Linked DNA regions of Homo sapiens: regions 2 and 3 are each linked to region 1. The links are chromatin loops, found by intact Hi-C in ENCODE. Cell type or tissue: ascending aorta. All regions are shown on one strand.

Evidence for each region. A loop is a pair of places that touch in the nucleus more often than their neighbours do. Peaks named below come from ENCODE experiments on the same cell type or tissue, not always from the same donor. Only the 100,000 strongest peaks of a DNase experiment are listed, where the experiment ranks them.
Region 2: a loop joins it to region 1, with 5 times the contacts of the local background. A loop is called at or near these places in 8 of 110 quality-filtered maps.
Region 3: a loop joins it to region 1, with 8 times the contacts of the local background. A loop is called at or near these places in 3 of 110 quality-filtered maps.

The regions. Positions count from the first base shown.
Region 1 is chr12:32,103,715-32,111,714 of GRCh38, reverse strand. It overlaps BICD1 (BICD cargo adaptor 1), which reads right to left and starts at 4,868. Exons shown (of 10, transcript NM_001714.4): 1 at 4,171-4,868. The coding sequence starts at 4,383. BICD1-AS1 (BICD1 antisense RNA 1) reads left to right here and starts at 4,253. Exons shown (of 3, transcript NR_185992.1): 1 at 4,253-4,321; 2 at 6,942-7,039; 3 at 7,425-7,598. RefSeq lists enhancers at 3,261-3,898, 4,426-4,505 and a silencer at 4,866-5,345. In ascending aorta, a CTCF peak has its summit at 4,968; DNase peaks (open chromatin) are centred at 3,589, 3,944, 4,164 and 4,904; H3K4me3 peaks cover 3,139 bases; H3K27ac peaks cover 3,030 bases.
Region 2 is chr12:32,675,603-32,683,602 of GRCh38, reverse strand. It overlaps DNM1L (dynamin 1 like), which reads right to left and starts at 4,302. Exons shown (of 20, transcript NM_012062.5): 1 at 4,138-4,302. The coding sequence starts at 4,239. RefSeq lists a silencer at 3,745-4,154. In ascending aorta, no CTCF peak of the experiment used is centred here; DNase peaks (open chromatin) are centred at 3,932 and 4,392; H3K4me3 peaks cover 2,275 bases; H3K27ac peaks cover 2,352 bases.
Region 3 is chr12:34,018,171-34,026,170 of GRCh38, reverse strand. ALG10 (ALG10 alpha-1,2-glucosyltransferase) reads right to left here and starts at 3,675. Exons shown (of 3, transcript NM_032834.4): 1 at 3,401-3,675; 2 at 2,012-2,209; 3 at 1-308. The coding sequence starts at 3,571. RefSeq lists silencers at 3,669-3,855, 3,769-3,918. In ascending aorta, a CTCF peak has its summit at 3,980 (motif pointing right); a DNase peak (open chromatin) is centred at 3,790; H3K4me3 peaks cover 1,969 bases; H3K27ac peaks cover 1,243 bases.

The sequences.
Region 1 (8,000 bases):
AATGGCGTGAACCCGGGAGGTGGAGCTTGCAGTGAGCCGAGATCACACCACCGCACTCCAGGCTGGGTGAAAGTGCGAGACTCCATCTCAAAATAAAATAAAATAAAATAAAAAAATAAAAACAATGAGAGAAGTTAAAAATCATAGTTCAGATAGATCAATTAAGTATTAACTGTCTCTTTATGTTTATTCATAGATTGGAAAAGAAATCTGGGGTTTTTCTTGCCATATGATTTTGTGATTTAGAACTTAAAGATATAAAAGAAACTAACAATCTTTCTAAGCATCTGAAGGGAAAACAATTCTGCTTAAAGATGAATCTAGGTAATTTAAGTGGCATTCATCAGGTCACCAATGTGACAAGCTCTAAAACTGTGTAAGTACATATTTTTGTGTTGAATGATTTAACTATAACCCTGAAAAAGAATAGAGTTGGCTCCAAAAGAAAAAGCTGCCCAATGTCCAGAAAGTGCTTCTTCAGCAGCTGGTAACTATCCTTGGTGTCAGGGTTGACAAAATAAGCAAGAAAATGGGTTGAAGCTCATTAGTGCATAGTTTACGGTATCCAAGCTGCAAAACTTTTCTAAAGCTGTCTCACAGATACATTTCCTTTTTAAAATGCCATCAGTAATGCTGAATCATTCCTTTCTAAGGGGCTCTTTTTCAACTTTACAACATTTTAAATTTCAACCATTTTTAAGTTAAAAAAAAACTCTTTTTTTTTATTATTATACTTTAAGTTTTAGGGTACATGTGCACAACGTGCAGATTAGTTACATATGTATACATGTGCCATGCTGGTGTGCTGCACCCATTAACTCGTCATTTAGCATTAGGTATATCTCCTAATGCTATCCATCCCCCCTCCCCCCACCCCACAACAGTCCCCAGAGTGTGATGTTCCCCTTCCTGTGTCCATGTGTTCTCATTGTTCAATTCCCATCTATGAGTGAGAACATGCGGTGTAAAAAAAACTCTTAAGTTTAGATCCAAGGTATTTTTATATATGTATATTTTTAGTTTTCAGGTTATTTTGGAGCTATGACTCTTCTTCAAACACTATTCTGGCCTGGGTGACAGGCGCACAGTGCTGATTTACGTACATCCCAAACATATAATCAGCCAGGCCCTGAACATAACTGGGCATGGGTGACCCTCACTCAGGTCACTGAAGAGCAAGTGTTACTTGTGAAATCACAAAACCAGACTCAAGTATTCTAGTGGACATACTGCTCTGTCCAGCTGCCCAAAGAATCATGAAAAGGAGAACACTTTGATGATGTCAGAAGTCATCCTTTTTTCAAATCCTTAGTACTATTCTTTCAAGTGTGTTCTTCTGTGAGCTGAATTACAGTAGTCCATGCAGAGCACTAAACAACATCAGGCCAGGTCAAAAAACAATTGAGTTGAGGGAAGAAATAACTAGGAAAAAAATTTAATGAATTTCATCTTCTTGATTTTGCACATCTTTAGGCAACACTGCCGACTTGCATTATTGTCACAGCAGTACCTAGCCTGGGAAGGAAGGTAGCAACATTGGTGGGTACTGACTCTGGAAAACAAAATGATCTGCAAAGACTGAGCCATGTTGCTATACTGCAAATTACTAATGTCCAATTTGGACTTAATACAGTAGTTTTCTGTTGACATTCCCATAAACTGGTTCAATTATTTTTAAATAAATCATATTTGTTCAAAAATCCTAGAAATAAGCAAAGATTTATTTTATGCTTGGCTTTATAGATATAATGCAACATCATTTACTATACATACCTGATGAGCAAAACTTTCTTTTGAAAAATCAAAACACTCACAAAATATTTTTCAAAACTGAGGTGTTGGAACACCTCAGTTTGCACAATTATTTTGGATTTACTTTTCATACAAGAAATGTTACTTGAAATCAATTTAACTCATTTAAGTTATATTTCCAACTAAAGTATATTCTATGTTTAAAGAATAAAAATAATAGGCCTCACTATCAAATAATCAACTATAATAATTTTATTACCTAAAATACATTTTTATATAACTGTATAAACCAGTTTTTTAGGAATCTCGAATTTCACTTATGCTAAATGCAACTGAAAATAAATATATGAACAAGAATCGTTTAGTAAAAATAATGCTGGTAAATTTTTATTAACCTCCTGCTATATAGAACAAAATATATATTAAAATATTTATAGAAAAAATTTTAGTTGGTATTTGCATTATTCTGTATTAAGAAACCACAGTTACATTATTCCTACAAAACGTTTTTTTCACATTTTTCTCATTACTGCTGGTGAAACTAATACAGGTAGTTTTATTAACATCTGTCACTTCCTATACATCCTAATTTTCTTAGTATTTATCTAACACTAATCAATATTGACTAGTGAACCCTTGATAAAAGTGTGCCTTCTTCTAGTACAAACTGATTCTTTCATAAAATATTTCATGCCCACTGTGTGCTAGCTTTTGTGTTAAAGACTTGGGATGCAAAGCTCATGGTGTAGCAAAGGCAAAACACAATTGCATTAAGGTTTGCTATGCAAGGTAAGTGCAATGACAGAAATATCCCTAGAAGGATTGTTTAAATCAAGCAGCAAAGTCAGTAAGAGGTACATTTCATTAAATTAAGTCCATCTCCTTTATCAAGAAGGTGATGGCTTACCACTTTCTGGTTTGCACTTCCCTATCTTGGCAAAGCAGTGTTGATAGGTATAGACAATATCAAAACATCTCTGAGAATGACAGTCATCATCCTGCTTCCTCACTTCACAAGGTTTAGCATCACTGCATTTAAACATGTCAGCCTAATCTAAGTTGGAAAATATAAACAAGTCCAGCTGTTGTTAAGACCAGACAGGTACATGGTAAGTAAAATAGGAACCAGAAATTTACAGCCTGACACACAAAAATTAGATTCCTAGTTGGGATTTTTAATCATAGGTAGTACATTTATTTTTTGGTAGACAGGCATCCAAATAAAAATAAGACATATCTAAAAGTATAAATGCTTACCATATTACACACTAAATTGGAAGGCAAGTTGATTCAGTATGTCATAAATCACATCTTTTAACTGTAACAGCATAAAATAAATAATAGATTTTTGATATTATATGCCAAACAATAATTAACATTTAAATGTCAATATGCACCTAAAAATAAGGACTTGACACACAGAAAAGGAGTGTATATTACATTTAAATTTGTAAGTGGTTATTTGCTACCCATAGTGCCTCAAGAATCAGATAAAAAAGACCGAGTTACTTAAACAATATGTATGTTCTTAAGAGTGACTGATAGGAAATCAAAGCACGTTCATTGTTTTCTCCCATACATCCGACAGGCTTTAAAAGAGGCCAAATACCAAAAAACTAAAGAGACATTATACATCACCCATTTTTGATATTCTGGTTTTATAAATATATCATTTCAACCAGAAGAGCCTCATTTGAAATGCAACACTACCCACGTATTTGATATACACCACTCTTTCAGACTATTTGTAGGTGAGTTCAATTTTTTCTAGTCAGGGTGACCTCATAAGACTTGGACATGGCCCAGCCTCGCTCCGAGGTGAAATCAAGGCAGTGGGATCACCCAGCAAAGTTGTTTTTCTTCTGCAGCCCAATGACAAGAATGACTAAAGCCAAGCAGAATGAAGATTGCCTAGCCTTTGTCAAATGGGATTGGTGAGGAGTTCCCTCTCTCACCAAGGAGTGGTTACATCCAGAGGAAAGCTGAGGTGCCACACAGTCTAAATCCTGAAATTGTGGGTCCTCAGGCACAAACCTCATCACTTTTGTGGACTACGAAATTGTCGCTGAAACCTGGGTTTGAGATAACAGCGGTTTTGAGAAGTTTGATTTATACATTCCAACCCACTTGAATGTCGTCTTAGAGTGCTGAGACTTGATGACTCTTACTAATCTCCCTCCCCCGCAGGCCAAACAGCCATTGCCTCCCAAATTCCAGCTTATATATTCATTTCTTAGGCAATTTTTCTCTTGGGGGAGGAAACAATGGACTCTTTCAATCTTCTCTTACCAACAAAGGGCCCTAGAAGAAAAAACAGTCCTTTCAATCACCTCCTTTATGACTTCTTGATCATGATGAGTGGGCCTTGCGGGTGGGGGGAGTGAGGGCCAGGAAAGGGAGAGGTGACAGGCAACTCACCTCTTTGAGCTGCTCCAGCTCCTGTTTGAGGCTGTCGTACTCAGCCTCCAGTTCATCATACTGCTGTTTGAGGGTCAGCTTCTCCTCCAGCACCACCAGCCCGTACTCGGCAGCCTGGATCTTCTCGTGGGTGGTCTCCGTGAGCTCCTTGGTTAGCCTCTCTATCTCAGTCTTATAATGGTCCACCGTCTGCAATACCTCTTCTGCGGCCATAGCCCCGGTGGATGGAGGCAGGAGGGGGTTACGGGGTGGGGGAGATGGATGCGAAGCTGGCGGGGAAAGGGAGAAGGAAATGGGAAGGGATGGGTGGAAACGGAAAAGAAAGTGCGGCCGGATGAATGAGCAGCGCGATGCCCCGCCGGCTCTGGTGGCAGCGGCAGCTACACCGCCCGAGAAACTGACGAGAAATGCAACATGGAGAACAGGGCAGAGGGTCAGGGGCGAGGCGGCAAAGGCCGCCGCATGTGTCCTCGGGGCCGGCCCCTGCGTGCGGTCAGCAGCCGTGCGGCATGGCCCGGGCTGCGGCGGCCGCGGGTAGCGAGGGGCTCCGGATTCTGCTTATTCAGAGACGCCCGTCCGCCATGTCTCCCGGGCCGCGTCACTGCAGTCTCGCCCTGGGTCTGGCGCGCTCCGGCTCGCGGCTCGCTCTCTCGCTCCACCTGCTCCCTCTGGCCCTGCAGCAGCCGGTGCGGAATGATGCAGTCTCGGGGCCGGCTCCCTCCCTTCCCGCGTGGCGGCGGCTCCGAGCAGGGGGCGGGGAGCGGATGGAGTCAGCGCGGGGGGCGGAGGGAAGGACCAGACGGAAACATCCCGAGGCGCCTCCCGCCGGGCGCGCGGGCCGCCGCCCGCTGCACCGTGAGGCGCGCCAGGAGGAGGCGCAGGCGACGGGTCTGGGACTGGGAAGCGGTGGGGCGCGCGCGGCGGGGGAGCCTCCGCCCTGTCCGGCTCGCGGGGGCGGGAGCTCCTCCCAGGGCTTTGTCCCGGTGGCAGTAGAAGACCCCGAGAGCGGCGTGGGCGCCCGGGCTCTTTTGCTACGTCGAGGGCCGAAGCTCAGGAAACTGCCTGGAACGCTTTCTCCCGAGAAAAGCAAACAAAACTATCGCGGTCGCGGTCCGCGCATCCTCCTCGTCCCCTGGGCGCGCAGAAGGCTTTTTGGGCCACCTGCCCCCAAAAGACCGCTGGGTTTCCCAAAGCTTTCAAGACGCACCCCAAGGCGCCCTCCTCCGTCGTCCCCCTCTCTCCCTGCCTCTCCCAAGTCTGGCCTGGGCCACCTAACACTCTCACCAGATAACCTTACTATCCTCACAGGACAGTCCGCTAAATATTGCTCGCCCTCACCCAGCGTATCACAAGAGCGCTATCCACTCAGAAAAAAAATATCTCCACAATACATGCACCCAGGAAACCTCTAGCTAGGTACTGTATATCTTGCCCCAATAGTTTCCATCAAAGCACCTTACTCTGTGTCTTCAATAAAGGAAAACTGCTTGAAATTCCCTATATAAGATACCAACGATGCCCTGTAATAAGCATTTTTTAAACAATAAGAGCTAAGAGTTCTTGAGACCCATACCAAGCATTCTTCTAAGTATGTAACATGCGTTCTCTCCAATCCTAACAATGCTTTGAGGTAAGAGCCATTATCCTCAGTTTACAGGGGGTGAAAGGCAAAGGGAGATGTGATTTGTCCAAAGTCAGGCAACTCTGGAATCTTAACTCGGGAGCACTAAACGGGATCATTATGTTGGCTTCAGGTTCACTCATTACTCATACAAACCCAGCAACTACATATTACATGCTTTTAAGATAATCACATTAATCCATATGAAGAGTGATGATGAACGGTTACAAAAGGAGGTGAAAGCAAAGTAAGAGTGGAGTAAATGAAAGAGTGGAGAAGGGTCGAGAATCAAGAGGAAGAACGCAACATGAGAGAAAAGAAGCAATTTCTGTGTAACGGGAGGCTGTGAGACCCACAGATCAGTGGGTCTTTCCAGTTCCCTCTCTTCTTCTGCATGGCACCTATTCCAGAGCTGTTTCTCAGTGACCAGGTGATGAACACACATGCGTTTTCTAAGTTAGAAAGCAGGACTCAACTCTCCCATCATTGTGTACCTGGTAAAAAAAAAAAAAAAAAAAAAAAAGATGATTGTTGACCGGGCACAGTGGCTCACGCCTATAATCCCAGCACTTTGGGAGGCAGAAGTGGATGGATCATTTGAGGTCCGGAGTTCAAGACTAGCCTGGCCCACATGGTGAAATCCCATCTCTACTAAAAATACAAAAATTAGCCAGGTATGGTGGTGCACGCCTGTGATCCCAGCTACTTGGGAGGCTGAGGCAGGAGAATTGCTTGAATCCAGGAGGTGGAGGGTACAGATGGCACCACTATACTCCAGCCTAGGCAACAGAGACTCCATCTCAAAAAAAAAAAAAAAAAAGGACACTTGTTGATGGCGTGGGAGAAAAAGCATATGACAGTGCCCTTCCAAAGTTTCCACTAGCAGGCTGTCTGGATGTGTTTTCCATTGCTTCACAAACCAGACAAGTTTCCTTCTAAACGCCAGCGATCACAACAGAATATTCTCATGTGATTGTCTGATCTAAAAATAAAACAAAAGAATATTCTCTTGTGATTGTCTGATCTAAAAATAAATAAATAAAAGGAGAAAACATTCCAAATGTGCAGCCACCATAAATTCCAGCCTTGTAGAGAAGCGGATGATAATGACTACAACATCCGACCCATCTTTCCTTATCTCGCACTCCAGGTGGGAAGCCCCTCCTGTGTGCTCCCGTGGCATCTGACCTCTGACACGTTGATGAATGATGATGAACTGCTGAAAAGAGATGGAACCTGCAATTGCAGGTAGCTAACCTGCCTTCCCAGGAAGCCTCTGGCTGTTCCTCACTCTACAAACTGTAAGCATAGGCCTTCCAAAGGGATCATAAGACTCGCACTAGATTGCCTGTGCCTCCCTCTCCTTTGGATCAAACTAAGAACAGAGTTTGCCTCTGTGACTTTCCTTTTTGCTAAATTTCCATTGTGGTCCAGCCCCTATGCTCTATCCTGCCCCGTTTTTCTGATTGATACACTTTTGTCACTTGTCACTTTTGTCTGATTTCAGGCATGTCTTGCACACTCTGACACTTTAAGATGTTGCTTAGTTGAACTTTGATCCTTAAATGTTGGTATTTAACGTAAAGAAGATAAACTTATTTTCTTGTTTTTTTTCTCTTTTTTTCTGAGACAGGGTCTCCATCACTTAGGCTGGAGTGGAGTGGCATGATCATGACTCCCTGCAGCCTCAACCTCCTGGACTCAAGCGATCCTCCCACCTCAGCCTCCTGAGTAGCTGGAACTACAGATGAATACCACCACACTCAGCTAATTTTTTAAATTTTTGTAGAGACAGGGTCTGTCTATGTTGCCCAGGCTGGTCTCAAACTCCTGGGATCAAGTGATCCTCCCACCCTGGCCTCCCAAAGTTCTGGGATTACAGATGTGAGCCACCATGCCCAGCCAAATTTATTTTCCTATACACCATGCTGTTCCAGTACTGCATAGTTACAGTTCCCTCTTTTTTCGTATATGCCATATGTATTGCATATATATCAATGACAGGTATATAGAAAATAATTTCTTAAAGCATTCCTAGGCTGGGTGTGGTGGCTCATACTGGTAATCCTAGCACTTTGGGAGGCTGAGGCAGAAGGGTCACTTGAGGCCAGCAGTTCAAGACCAGCCTGGGCAACATAGCGAGACCTCATGGCTACAAAAAATTAAAAAATACTAGCTGGGCATGGTAATACATGCCTGTGGTCCCCAA
Region 2 (8,000 bases), 570 kb before region 1:
ACTGCACTCCAGCCTGGACAACAGAGCAAGACTCCATCTCTAAAAAAATAAATAATAAAATAAAATAAAATCCAAATTATTTTTAGGCTAGGTGCAGTGGCTCACACCTATACTCCTAGCACTTTGGGAGGCCAAGGCAAGAGGATCATTTGAGCCCAGGAGTTTGAGACCAGCCTTGGCAACATAGTAAGGCAGCGATTTTAAATTTAAAAAAAAAAATTAGCCAGATGCGTGCCTGTAGTCCCAGCTACTCAGGAGGCTGAGGCAAGAGGACTGCTTGAGCCCAGGAATTTGAGGTTACAGTGAGCTATGGATTATGCCACTGCACTCCAGCCTGGGTGAAAGAGCCAGACCCTAAAAAAATAAAAATAAAAAATCCAAATTGTTTTTCCTTTTACATTTGTCTGAATTACTGAAGATAGAATGCTGAAATCACTGAAATAAAAGGAAAAGTGTAAAGTACATTACTAGGAACACTAAGCCAGAGTCTCAGGTTAATGTCATCTGTATTCGGATACCTATATTGGGTGGTAGTTTAGATTACATACCTGGAGGGCTCCCCTTTCCAATTCTTAATTTAAGAAATAGGATTAAATTTCCCAAGTTGAGTCACAAAAGTTGTTTTAAGTCTTATCTCCTCTACTTGCAAAGTTACACCATGGTCTAAAAGTATCATCAGCCTTCTCTCTCTCCCCACTGTGTCTGTTCATTTCACACAGATGGTCTCTACTAGAAAAAATAAAAGCAATTTATTTAGCTAACACATAAAACATGTGAATGACTGATAGCTGTAAACAGGATTCCCTCACCTCCACTCCTCCAAGTCCCTAGCCCCCAAATGAGTGTTACTTGGGCATTTCATAAAACCAAAGTTTAAAACATTTAGGGGTCAGCAATGGTTGCCTGGGAAGTGATATATTAAAGCAAGAATGCCACCAAAGTCAGCATGGTACTGGATGGTAGTATGCCATAGATTCAACCTCCCCTAATTTTCCTGCTTTTTCCAGTATCATGCATTTTAAAATCCAATGATTCACTAATATGTTTTTCAAATTAGGATCTAGGAACCATCTGTATCAGAATCACCTATGGTCCCTCACCCAACCCAGGCTTATAAAATCAAAATCTCTGGAGACAGGATCCAGGAAACTTAGTTTCAAAGTGATTCTTAGGCCAGGCGGGGTGGTTCACACCTGTAATCCCAGCACTTTGGGAGGCCGAGACGGGTGGATCACCTGAGGTCGGGAGTTGGATACCAGCCTGACCAACATGGAGAAACTCTGTCTCTACTAAAAATACAAAATTAGCCGGGCGTGGTGGTGCATGCCTGTAATCCCAGCTATGTGGGAGGCTGAGGCAGGAGAATCACTTGAAGCCGGGAGGCAGAGGTTGCAGTGAACCAAGATCATGGCACTGCACTCTAGCCTGGGCAACAAGAGCGAAACTCGGTCTCAAAAAAAAAAAACCAAAGTGATTCTTAATACACACTCAAGTCTGAGAATCACTGTTCCAAAAAGTTCAACAAGATAGAAACTGAAGCCATTTAAGGTATGGATAATATGTAGGATAGAGACTACACTTGAAGTTGTTTTTTAATTTTTTTTTGGAAGAATCAGGGTCTCACTCTGTCGCCCAGGCTGGAGTGCCATCGCAGAATCATAGCTCACTGCAGCCTCAAACTCCTGGACTCAGGCAATCTTCCCAAGTAGCTGGGACTACCGGCACACACTACACACCATAGCACCTGGCTAATTTATACCTGTATTCTGAAGACACAATTACTGCCGATAGGTATACTAGGCAGAACTAAGTACAGAACACTTATATGTCTGGAACTCACTCACTACAATTACTTCATTAAATATAAATGTGAGGTATACATATATGTTACACAACACCAAAGAGTAAAAATGGCAGACATCACAAAGTAATGGTATACTAGTATTCAAACCAAGAAGAGATTCTTGTTTCCCCAACACACTACAAAAAAGGCGGGGGCGGGGGGGCGGTGTGGGGAGAAAATAGGGGCGGGGGGGGCGGTGTGGGGAGAAAATAGTTTCTATTCTCTCTCTTTCTGCTGGGGTGCAGTGACATGCACTCCTGCACGCACCACAGCCTCAACCTCCCAGGCTCAGGTGATCCTCCCACCTCAGCCTGCAGAGTAGCTGGGACTACAGGTTCGCACCACCATGCCCAGCTAATTTTCGTATTTTTCGTAAAGATGGAGTTTCCCCACGTTGCCCAGGCTGGTCTTGAACTCCTGGAATCAAGTGATCTGCCTACCTCGGATAATTTCTATTCTGTATTTCTTCTGTACTTGAGTAAAAGACTGATTATCAGCTAATAAGAACTTAGATGGAAATAACCCTCATTAAATCAAGTAGAAAAACTGACCTCTTGAGAAATTTCAAACACCAACATGCAAATATAGCATATAACTGTCAGTACTAGGATGGTTTTTGCACATGTTAATGGCTTTCAGAAGGATGGGATCTTTACTTTTCTCTCCTGCCACTCTGTATTTTGCCAACAGGTTTACTGACCAAAATAAACTCTATTTTGTGTAAAAAGAAAAAAACAACTTATTGATTTTAAACTATTTATGCTGACACACTATATCCCTAATTCTTTTACTTCCTCATGCTTAAAAAGCACTGAGACTCTCTTTTAAAAGTATGTGGAAAGTTTCTAGTGTGCAGCTAGAAGACACTTCTGAATCACTTACTATCAAAGACTTAATTTATATTATCTCTAACTTTTTACAAAAACAGGTTAGTTTTGATGATAAAAGTCCCAGTGTTTTAAAACATTGTGGTTAGAGTGAGCAATATTTACTCAAAATATTTACAGAGCACTTACTATATGTCCCAGACTGAACAAAATTATGTTCAATAAAAAATAATCCTCGTAATTTGTTTGATGCTTCTGAGTCTCCAAACATTACAAATATTGTTACAAATACTAGAATACGTAGGCAAGATTGAGCAGAATCTTTCCCAATCCTATCGCAGACCAAGGAAATGTGTTTCTAAAACAATTTCTATTGCTTCAACTATTTAAAAGCCAAAAAAACAAACAAACAAACAAACGAGTACAGGGTGTCTATAGTTTCCAGTGTTTGGATAGCCACTAATACTTTGAACAGTAAGTTCCTTCTGATAGCACTTATACCCTATACTATGTACCTCCTGGAAAATGATGGGGAAACCGCTCCTTCTCAATAGAAAAGATACTATTAAGAAATGAAAGCACTTAATATCAATATACTAATTTCTAAAATCCGTTTCTCTGAACTCTAATCGAAGTAGCAGAGAAAAGGAAAATTATACTTCTCCTCTGTCACTCTAGAAATAACAGTTATTTTGCCAACATTTCTGCATTCAAAAAAAAATGAGTTAGCTATGAGAAGACCAGAGAAACTGATGCCCAATTTAGGTCACGATCACAAAACTGTGGAAGACAAAAAGCACAGCCTACGCAGAAAAATCGGATATTCCTTCCCAACACCCGCAGAACTCTAGATACACGTTTTGTTTTTCTTTTTTTAAAATGCTGCTTCGGCGTTCTCGAAACCTGGTGGAATTATACTGCAGGAAAACACTGGCGCTCACGCACCGTAGCGTCTCTCAGCCTCAACAGAGCGATTCCAAAACTAACTCCGCAGTCCCTGGGCAAGGCAAGGAGGGAAATAAAACACCCGTCTCACGAAAGCCAACAGTGATGGGAACAGCCAGCCCACCGAGCCCAGCGAGACCCGAGTGCCCCGCGCGTCCCCCAGGTGCCCTTGGAGGCAGCGGCACGCGGACGAGGCCGCGCCCGGTCCCAGCGGACTCCAGTTCCGCCCGCCGGCCCCATCCTTCCCTCTCCTGTCCCCGGGACCCGCCGGGCTAGCCAGGCCCGCCGCGCCGGCTCCGCCCCTGGCCGGGCCCCGGATTCTCCGCCTTGATGCAACGCTGCCCCGGGAGGGCGGGTGCGGCAGAGCCCGGAGAGCCCTGGGGCCCCCAGCAAGGCCCTCCTCCCACAGGCCCCAAAGGCTGGCGCGGGAGTGGGCGCTGGCGCGGGAGTGGGCACTGCCGCAGCACCGACCAGGCCTGCGGCCGGGGTCTGGCCCGAGCGAACGCCGCCTGCTGCTCTCACCTGCGTTCCCACTACGACGATTTGAGGCAGCTGGATGATGTCGGCGCCCACCGTGTTGAAGACGTCCTGGAGCTTGTTTATGACAGGAATTAGCGCCTCCATGACTCTGAAAACACGGGGCCCCAGTGCCCGCCGGCCACGGCAATGAATGGGGCCGGGGCCCACAGTTCGCCTCCTTCCTCCTCTCCTCCGCCCTCTCCTCGGAAGCCGGCACCCATTGGACCGGGCCCGCCGGCTACCTGCCCCCTCCCGGCAGGCCATGCGCTGCGAGGGAGGTGGAGAGGAGCAAGGCCTGCTGGGAGTTGTAGTTCTGGAGCGGAGGAACGCTACTCCCCACAGCTTCCAGGAGGCTGCGCGGCACCGGTGGGCCCTAGCCTGGGACTGGGATGCTGCGCAGGCTCTAGTCAAAGGCTAGGAGCAGGCCGGGAGCGCAGGAGGAAGGCCGTAAATTTATGCCTGTCCTCAAGGCACGATGGATGTGACAGTGCTGGGTGTGAATATGTGTTAAAGGCGCAATGGTGTGTCTCTTAATTATCCAGTGTCACTTCCTTTTATTTATTTTTTATTTATTTATTTTTTTTTTTTTTTTGAGACGGAGTCTCACTCTGTCGCCCAGGCTGGAGTGCAGTGGCGCGATCTCGGCCCACTGCAAATTCCGCCTCCCGGGTTCACGCCATTCTCCTGCCTCAGCCTTCGGAGTAGCTGGGACTACAGGCACCCACCACTACGCCCGGCTAATTTTTTGTATTTTTAGTAGAGACGGGGTTTCACTGTGTTTTCCAGGATGGTCTCGATCTCCGGACCTAGTGATCCACCCGCCTCGGCCTCCCAAAGTGTTGGGATTACAGGCGTGAGCAGTGTGACTTCCTTATGAAGACACTTTCTCTAGAAGGACGGGTTGGAAAGGCTTAAAGAAAAGCTTATGGCCGCAAACAACCAAACTGGGTGCAAAAAAATCTGCACGCTGATACGAGAATGTGTGGGGTGTTATTTTGCAAAAATACAAAAACCAGCCCAGGTTAGAATACGCGGGTTCTCCAGGGGTTTTGTAAACAAACAAACAAACAAACAAAATGTGTGTTCAGGACCGAGCGCGGTGTAATCCCAGCACTTTAGGAAGCAGAAGCAGGAGGATCGCTTGAGCTGGGAGTTCGAGACCAGCCTGGTCAACATAGTGAGACCTCATCTCTACCAAATAAATAAATAAATAAATAAAAAAGCAGGGGTCGGAGCAGCGGGGGGCGGTGTTCATGAAAAAAATCTTAGAGTATTGGAGTTTTACAGGGGAAGAGCTGGGCATTTATTATCAATATTATGTATAAACCTTTATTTGCTGTAGCCTGATTCCTGGCAAAGTAGACATCTGATAACTGCCTTACTCACTCTTTGCTCATACCGTTCTTTTTTTTTTTTGAGACAGAGTCTGACTCTGTCGCCCAGGCTGGAATGCAGTGGCGCAATCTCGGCTCACTGCAGCCTCCTCCTCCCAGGCTGAAGTGATTCTCCTGCCTCAGCCCCCCAAGTAGCTGTTATTACAGGCACCCGCCACCACCCTGGGAAAATTTTTGTATTTTTAGTAGAGACGGGTGGGGGGCGGGGTTTCACCATGTTAGCCAGGCTGGTCTCGAACTCCTGACCTCAAGTGATCCGCCCATCTTGGCCTCCCACAGTCCTGGGATTACAGGCCTGAGCCACCATGCCCGGCCCATACTGTTATATTTCTAAATGTTGTTTTTCTTTTTAGACAGATAGTATCCCTCCTCTACTCCAAACCTCCAAAGGTAAAAGTAAACCTCAAAGTAAAAAGGTGACATTTGAGTAAAGAATTAAAGCAGGTGAGGAGAGGCCAGGCACCGTGGCTCACGCCTGTAATTCCAGCACTTTGGGAGGCCAAGGCAGGCGGATCACTTGAGGTCAGGAGTTCAAGACCAGCCTGACCAACATGGAGAAACCCCGTCTCTACTAAAAATACAAAAATTAACCGGGCGTGGTGGTGCATTCCTGTAATCCCAGCTACTCAGGAGGCTGAGGCAGGAGACGGGCAGATCACTTGAGGTCAGGAGTTCAAGGCCAGCCTGGGCAACACGGCAAAACCCAGTCTCTACAAAAAATACAAAAAAATTAGCTTGCCTGTCGTGGTGGTGCATACCTGTGGCCCCAACTACTTGGGAGGCTGCAGTAGGAGGATCACCTAAGCTTGGGAGGTGGGGACTGCAGTGAACTGTGATCGTGCCACCGCACTCCAGCCTAAGTGACAGAGTGAGGCCCTGTGTCAAAAAAAAAAAAAGAGAAAAGAGAAAAGAAAACATAATAAGAGCACTTTTTCCAGTCTGAGCAAGAGGATAGAGATTCGAGAAAGACTTCCTAGAAGTTACTAAATTTAATCTCCATGAGGACAAGAACCACCAGCAGTAGTGGAAGTTGTGCACTACGCAACTCCAGTGGGTGCCATTCACCTGCTTAGCTGTACACAATGGCTGCGGGGAACATGCTTGATTTGTTCAGCAGGACAAATGGCAGGTGCTTAATAAATATCTGTGAACAAATGGATGAAGTAAGCCAAGACCTAAAGATCCATTAGTGGTGTTTTGGCATCTTGACAGGTTTTGTGAACATCTCCTCTTTGATTATTTTCAAAAAAAAAATTTTTCAGAGATAAAATAAGACAAAAATTTCAGAACTCCAAAAAACAGTTTTATTCCAAGTCTCTTGACTTTCTACCAAAGATAATATTACATAATAGTCAGATATTACCCACTTTGCTTCTCACCCCTCTGTTGATGGAGCTTTTGTTTTCTTCTAAAGAAAACAGAAGGCCGGGCACGGTGGCTCATGCCTGTAATCCCAGTACTTCAGGAGGCCAAGGTGGGCATATCACCTGATGTCGGGAGTTCAAGACCAGCCTGACCAACATGGAGAAACCCCATCTCTACTAAAAATACAAAAATTAGCTGGGCGTGATGGTGCACGCCTGTAATCCCAGCTACTCGGGAGGCTGAGGCAGGAGAATTGCTTGAACCCGGGAGGCAGAGGTTGCGGTGAGCCGAGATTGCACCATTGCATTCCAGCCTTGGCAACAGGAGCAAAACTCCGTCTCAAAAAAAAAAAAAAAAAAAAAGAGCCAGGCCCGGTGGCTCACGCCTGTAATCCCAGCACTTTGGAAGGCCGAGGTGGGCGGGTCACCTGAGGTCAGGAGTTCAAGACCAGCCTGACAAACATGGTGAAACCCCATCTCTACTAAGAATACAAAAAAAAAATTAGCCTGGTGTGGCGCGTGCCTGTAATCCCAGCTACTCGGGAGGCTGAGGCAGGAGAATCGCTTGAACCCGGGAGGCAGAGGTTGCAGTGAGCCGAGATCGCGCCACTGCACTCCAGCCTGGGCGGCAAGAGCAAAACTCCAACTAAAAAAAAAAAAAAAGAAGAAAAAAAACCAATTTCGGCTTTCATGTTTTAAGTTCAGAACACTCTTGTTTGTGGGAAATCAATTTAACTAATAAGTGGCTAAATGGATTTCCCACAAAAAAGAGTCTTTGTGCATCTAAGAATAATGTGTTCTTCAGTGGCTTCCTGTGGGAATCACATTAAACCATTATCGGATATCAAAAGGCCTTTAAAAAAACCTCTTCTCGGCCAGGTGCGGTGCCTCACACCTGTAATCCCAGCACTTTGGGAGGCCGAAGTGGGTGGATCACGAGGTCAGGAGATGGAGACCATCCTGGCTAACACGGTGAAACCCCGTCTCTACTAAAAATACAAAAAATTAGCCAGGCGTGCTGGCACGCGCCTGTAGTCCTAGCTACTGGGGAGGCTGAGGCAGGAGAATTGTTTGAACCTGGGAGGCAGAGGTTGCAGCAAGCCAAGAT
Region 3 (8,000 bases), 1.9 Mb before region 1:
GGTCCTTTAATAGGTGGAAGTCTGTCTTCCTTCTTTTGTAGCTCAGTTTTCCAAGCCTCCGTTAACTTTTGTGCAATGACATTTCCTGCACAGAAGACAGCCCAGATGATATTTGTTTGCCGAAACATGAAGCCACAAAATCCAAGGAAGGCTGAAGTTTTATGATTTCCATAAAGACACATCAAATACGCAAAAAGAGTAAAAAACATAGATCCTGCTTCTGTATAATAAAGGAAGTTAAAAAAATAAAGTGTTGGAAATACTGCTAGTGTTAATGTTGACAAGACTCTCTGGATACTTGAGGCAGCCTTGGAGGAAGAAGAAACACAGATAAAATTATTTTCATGACAAAAAATGCTATTTCTGCTTACCTAATGAAGAAATTTATTTAAAAACTACTCAACTACTCAAACCTTCTTTAAATAAAATTAATCAATATTAATCTTATCTCTGGCTTTGCAAAAACACAATATACATTTATAAGAACACTTCCTGGTACTTTTTATGTATACCTATCAGTTTGGAGACCATGTGTATGCCAAATCTTCTATAGCTTAACACAATTGGAATCAGGCAATGATTAGTTAAGGAGTTATTGAGTGCAAGATACTAACTAAGTTCTATGTGGACTATGGAGATAAATAGGACACGGTGCTGGCTCCATTTCCCTGAGCTTATGTTTTAGTGCCTTCAGTAAGGATTCACTTAGCCATAATGAACCACTTTCCTTTAAGGAAATCCTTCATAACTCTACACAAGGGAGAATATAAACATGCATATGGTATACTACCATACCCAGACTTACTTTTTCAAGATGAAATTTTCATGATGAAATAACAGGTATTTTTCTGAAAAGTGAGCCTGTCTAAAGTTATATATCTTCTTTTGGCCTTTCTGACATGCTGTTTCAGAATTTGAAAGTGTTCTTATGTTCTTGAATTGTATACTCCACTTAATCTAAATCACCAAATCAGACCATGCCATTTCCTTGATTAAAATTAAGGTCTTTACATTACATGCTAAAGTTCAAAGTCCTCTCTGTGACACATAAGGGCATTCATGACCTACTTCTCTAGCCTTACATCCCTCTACTTTTTAATCCTGTAATTCCAAGACCAATTCCCTGCAACTCGTTGTTCAATGCCTTTCTTCCTTTTCTTATGTTGTTTGTCTCCCCAGGATTAATTCCCCACCCTACACAGCCCTATCCGTTCATCAAGACTCAGCTCTGGTACCATCTTCTCTGTGAGGACTTACCAAATGCCACATACTCCCCTCCCTCCCAGAAAAGCAGTAAGTGTTCCCCTGCTCCTTCTCTGTATCCTCATAGCATCTTATGTTTACCACTCTATCATAACTGACACTACTGAAATCATCTCTTAAGGTTAAAAATAATTATTAGAGTTAATATTTACTGAACCCTTACTATATCTCTGGCACTGTTCGAAGCATCTTCCATTTATTAAGTTTCTTTGTTCCTTTATAACAGTTCTATAAGGCAGATTCTATTGTTATTCTTATTTAATACATGAAGACATGGAGCCACTAAGGGTTAACCTGTCCATGGTAACAAAACTGGTTAAGTGGCAGGGAGAGAATTCTAACCCAGGCAATCTACCTCCAGGGCCTGCACTGTTATCACATCAAAAGTCCTCAGGTAAAGTCTGTTTTCCCTAATGAATATATACGTTTTACAAGAAAAAGACTGCCTCATTTATCTCTGTAGTCCCAGTCCCTAGCACATGGAATAAGTTCAGTAAGTATTTATTGAACTGGTTTGACTCACTTAACAAATATTTACTTCAGATTTTACAAATAAGTTATTCAAGTATTTAAATACGAATTTATTCTAAAATGGAGATGGAGGATTTAAATTTACCTTTACATAATATACAAAAATACAAAGTTACAAAGTGTTAAAGACATTTTTCACCAAATCTCATAAAACTAATTCATTGTAATTGTGGACCTGACTACACATAAACTTGTAATTAAGTATTTTGAAACATACCTTGTTTCTGGGTTGTACCTTGCAGAAAAGCAAATATAGTAAATAGAAGTTGCCAACACTGAAGAGAAGATTAACAAATCTGAGCATCCCAATGGAGCAGACAACATGTTCAGACCATCCAAAGATCCAAATGGCAGGTTTGATCACTCCAATTGACACCAGGTACAAGCCAGGTAATGTAGTAATCATGGGATCCCACTTTAAAATGAAAGAAAATGAAGTAAAAGCAAGAGGTAATAGGAACAAGACAGGCACAAATATGTCAAGCCCAAGTCTCATCTCCAGCAACAATCAGAAATTTTGAGAAGTTATTCTATGACAAGATTAAGTAAGTCCTTGGCAGAACAGGATTCGTTTTTCTTATTTTTTGCCCCCGGACCAGCTTAGTGATGGTTCAGGTAGCAGCAACCAATAAACAACAACAACTTAAAATCTATTTCTATTTTCCAAGAAATGTTCTTTAAAAGCCTTTATTTTGATAAATAAACTGCAAATGTTCCAGTTTTTAAAAGCATGGAAACATTGTTTGGGACTCTTAAGTTTAGGAAAACATTTGGACCACAGGCTCCATGATGACAGCTAACATAAACTGAGACAGAAATTGTTGCCAAACCCTCTGTATTAACGTTACAATATGCCCTATAGTAAAGATTATTGTCATTTTGCAGATGAGTAACCTGAATTTCTGAAACTCAGAACATCTCCAAGATCACAAAACTAGTAAATCACAGCACCAAGATTTAAGATCAGATCTTTCTCTAAAACAGACTTTATATTTCTAGCCAGTACCCTATATTGTGTCACCAGAGAAGCAGGGGATGCTTATTTTGATATTTATATGTACATACTTGCACAGTCAAATATATACTCAAAAATGATGTGACTTGACTGGTTGCCAGTTTATCCAGTTAACAGTTCACTAAAAATACCCAGGGAAGGAATTTGTGATTATAAATTGTCACTTTTTGGTAGCTGAAGATCCCTCCAGTCCACCCTATCCCACCCCTAAAATGCACAGTGAGGTGCTTGACAGGTGAGCTAAAGGAAAGTTTTCTGGTATTTCCAAGGAGCACCCGAATGCCTTTAATCCTAAAACAAGGAAAGACAAAGTGGGATCGATATCGTCAGCTGCCAAGAGGAGGGCTCAGTTCCCCGTTGAGTATTCTCCCAGATCACTCCTTCCTGGAGGACAGATCTGCTGTTTATTCATTCATTTAATAAATATTTCACAGATCTCAGAGACAGGAACAAAAGACTATACCCAGTTTCTTTCATGTTCTGAGGCTTGAGGGGGTGGAACAGGACGAGTGAAGTCTAAGGATGGGAGGACGTGGGGACGCTGGGACCTCTCAGGCCTCTCCTGGGGTGGGGACAGGTTGGGGACCCCACCTGGGAAAGGGAGAAATGGCCCTCACAGTAGCGCTGCGCCTGAGGCAGGTGGAAGATCTCGTCCATGTAGGGCTCTCGCAACGCCCGGCTGAAGGCGGAGAAGAGGAGGCAGGATACTAAAAAGGTACAGCTCAAGGCGGCCGAGAAATAGTAACCTTCCAGCTGCGCCATTCCAGCTCCCACAGCCACTGCCCAAGAACCTACTCCTGGAAAATTCTGAGCCTGGAAACCCGAGCTGGAAACTTGGGCTCGAAATGGGCGCGCTAGGCGGGACTAGCCAGACGGGGCCACATACCGGAAGGCAAAGGATGCTGGGAGAGCGCGGATCCGGAAAGATCGGGTCGCTGTTTCCCGGAGTGACGGGTTTAGATAACGGACCGGATGATTACCCTCTCAATCGCATTGCCCGGGGCGCACAAAGTGTCAAAACTTCCGGAAGGGGCGGGTCTCGGATTTCGCCAGCGCGGGAGGTGCGTGGCTTGCTGCTTAGAAAAAAAAAAAAAAAAAAAAAAAAAAAAAAGCCGCTTCTTAGCTTGGATCTTTTTTCCTGCTCACTTCCATCACTTACCAGAAGGTGGCGACGTTTCCCCACGTTTCCAATTCCAAGCCCTAAAATGGACACATTTTTTCCCCCGTTATTTCTGTTATTTCTCTCCAGTGATCCGAATTAATTAAACCCTCAATTCCAAGACATTTCATTCCATCAACTTTGGAGTGTAGGAAGGGTGCGTTGGTTGTGATAGCAAAGACTGAGAGTTTTAGATGAAAACTTGAAGAACCAGAGACCCGTCAATGCCGAATGAACTTCAGTGAGAGGAGTGTTTGTTCGTTTGTTTGTTTAGGTTAAAAGAGAACTCTTTCAAAATGTGGATGCTCTCAGAGGATTTAGTTAAATTGACATTCCTAGTGCACTTTCATAGTCATATTACCCTGTAGGATTTGGAAAATACATATATATTTTAGAATTCGGGATGTTTTAGGTGTGCCTGTAAATTTGGTTGTTAATATCTGTAAGGCAGCCTTCTGTTTTTCCTACTAAATCATAAGCGTGAACATCTTAGTGGGTGGCATTATACATCCTTTATGTTTGTAGTCCCCAAAATGGCTTTCACACAGTAGGCACTTAAATTTGTGGACTTTTATAGGCTGTGTAGACATCATCAAATTCCTGTATTCTGGGATTAGGTGCTGGGGGCAGGAGATGAGGTAAATAATTTGAAGAATGCCGAAGATAAATTATGTGTTGTAATTTTGTCTTGAGCATGGTTGGCCATGTTTTGTAGAAAAACTATTTCTCAGGTAACCTCAATCAGGTTGCCTTTGGCAGGAATATATCAGAATTTAGGCGGGATTTAAGGTTGCAAACCTCAGAGTTCTCAATTGAGCTCTTTTTCTGGGTTAAAACTAATTCAGTATTTCTAAACTTAAGAAAGTTTCTTAAATTAAGCTGACTGCCTTTCCATTCTGTCTCTGCCTGTTTCCTCAATGATAAGAGGAAGTAGTGGTGAATGAGGGCTGGGATGGGAACATTTACATTACTGGAATAAAGTCATGTGAGGATCCTACTCTGATGTGATGCTTAGCTTTGTTTTAACCATTATCTCCCATTTTATTGTTGAGTCCATGCTGTACTTATCTGTTTAAGTCACTTGTAACACATCTCCAGATGATTCAGTCTTCAAGAGGTTGATGTGATCTACAAGTAATTAGCTCCTGACCTGTTGACCTGCTAAATCGTGTTATATATACTCTGCAGCTTACTGACCCACCCTAGAAATAGTGGGTCGTTTTTAAAGGGAGTAGAACAAGACTAGACATTTATGCTCTCCATTTTTCTTCATAACAATTGCCACCAATAGTTTATGTTAAACATTTGACTCCTATACATGCTGCACACATCCCTTTACATAAAATGGAAAGTTTCAAGGAAATATGGGGTTCTAGAATGGGTAGGGATCTTTATTAATAATCTACTTGACTTCATGTTATAAAAGAAGTTGGTTTTAAAAAAATGAATGATTTACCTAAAATTACATAAAAAATTAGTGTCAGAACCAAGTGTAGGAATTAGAAAATCAGACCAAGAGTAATAAAATAACTTCATAGCCTTATAGGTTAAAATAATCTACAATGTATACTGAACTGAATGTTTCACTAGTCCCAATAACTTTACATTTACATTCCACTCTCCTCTGTTTCCATACACCAAGTTGAAATACAAGTTTCATCTTTTAAAAAAATGTTCATGTTACAGACTAATTACATCAAAATCTGCTGGGGGAACATTGTGAAAAACTAGATTGTAGAGAGCCATCTCAAATCACTGAATAATAATCTTCATATTTGGAAACGATTGATGTAAAACATATTACCTGAGAATGCTAAGAAGCTCCATGGGCCCAGTAGAGTTCTTTGTAGAGTACTTCACTCGTTTGTTAGTTATTTTTACTATCTGCAAATCGATGAAGCTGTTGTCACTTTTCTACTCTTAGATTACAACATCTTTGATAATCTTGAAATGCTTTCCAAAGCTCTGCTCCTAAATCAAGACCTATTAAAATAGCTACCTCTGGGGTTTTAATGAAATAGATTACATATTATTAGACCTATCATTTAAAACTAGATCAGCATTAATTTCAACTTACATTTTCCATTCAGAATTCCAACTGCCATTTTCCATAGATGTTTGTGAAAAAGAGTCATTAGGATGAGCAATCCCATTGTCATTGCACATCAACTATTTATTTGTGCTACTTGAATTATGATAAGTAAGTTATGGCAGAAAAATGGGCAATTTCTGTTGGGGTTCTAAGGATAGGTTGTTTTAGCAAGAAATAAATCTTTTTTGTTTATAAGCCATTAAGATTTTGACTTTATTTCTCCTGTATAACCTAGCTTACTTTGATCAATTAAGACATTCCTAATTTGATGAACTCGCATAACATTGCATATACTTAACTGTTTGAAACAGCCATATCTGAACAGTGAATTTCCCCAAAGGCTGTAACTGTAATAACTTTGAAGTATTAGTCCAAGAAACACCCTGCCTCTTATTGCACCCCTTTTCACTTGTTGCTGAATGAAAACATTGGCCACTTGCTAATCAGAGTGACGGTTTACTCCTTTCTAGGTGACAATTCGTTCTAGCTACAGCAGAGTACTGCACCCTGGGCCAAAAATCACAGATGATAAGCTCTAAAATGCAACTATACCCTTGAGGTCAATCTTAACATATCAATTTAAAATCTATATTTTAAAATTAATGAATCAATTAAAAAAAACACACACATTTTAGTACAAAAGCATTAGCAAGTATTTTAGCTCTACTGAAAATGTCTTGAAGACATTGTATAGGGGACTGGTTAAACCTAAGTAACACACACACGGAGAGACCCTTCTAAAAAACAATAATATTTATTTGGGATTGAGCATTACAGTTAGAATACAATGAACATAGGGAGGTAAAAGAAGACAAGGGATTTTAAAAGAAAAATGAAGAGGGTTACATAAATTGCTTTGAGACAATTATCCTTGGTTACAAGGACTGGTAGAAAGGGTGGCACCAGTTTGAGGTTGGACAGGCAGTTGCTGGGCAAATGTCCTCACAGAAGTAATTTTTTGTGAGATTGTGGTGGCCTTTGTGCAAAGTTGTGGTTTGTGCAGTCTTTTGTCGTAGTTCCTGTTGTCAGGCATACACGCATATAAACCCTCCCTTTCTGGTCTTCCTTAGCTCCATTTTTCAGGGTTTTTATGCAAGTGGCCCCATTTTGATTCTGATAACTTTCATAGAACAAATCTTTCTGGTTTGTGGCAGACTTTCCAGTTTTACCCTTGAAAGTCTCAGGCCAGGTAAATTCTGTAGTATCAGACAAAGAGAATGGTTGGTGATATGGTTTGGCTATGTCCCCACCCAAAATCTCACCTTGAATTATAATCCCCATAATCTCCATGATCCCCATGTGTCAACAGAGAGACCAGATGGAGGTAATTGAATCCTTGGGGCAGTTTCCCCGGTGCTGTTGTCATGATACTGAGTGCGTTCTCATCTGATGGTATTGTAAGTGTTTGATAGTTCCTCCTGCATTCATTCTCCTTCCTGCCATCTTGTAAAGAAGGTGCCTTGCTTCCCCTTCGCCTTCCGCCATGATTGTAAGTTTCCTAGGCCTCCCCAGCCATGCTGAACTGTGAGTCAGTTAAACCTCTTTCCTTTATAAATTACCCAGTCTTCAGCAGTTCTTTATAGCAGTGTGAAAAAGGACTAATACACTTGGTCATTTAGAAAGATATACCATACAACCCAAAGCAAAACTTCCTAAATATTTTTTTATAACAGTGGTTCCTAAAGTACCACAGCATTAGTATCACCTGGGAACCTGTTAGAAGTGCAAATAATCAAGTCTTGCCTTAGACCTACCGGAAAACAAATCTGATAGCAGAGGGAGCCAAGTAATACGTGTTTTAACATTCATTTTGTAATCAATTATGATTCCCTTAGATTACCAAGTGGACCTGATGGACCTGAAAGTTTGAGAATACTGCTGTCCTCTACATTTCCCTTGCTTTTCTGATCACTCATGCTGCTTTGTCCCCTGGCTTCTCT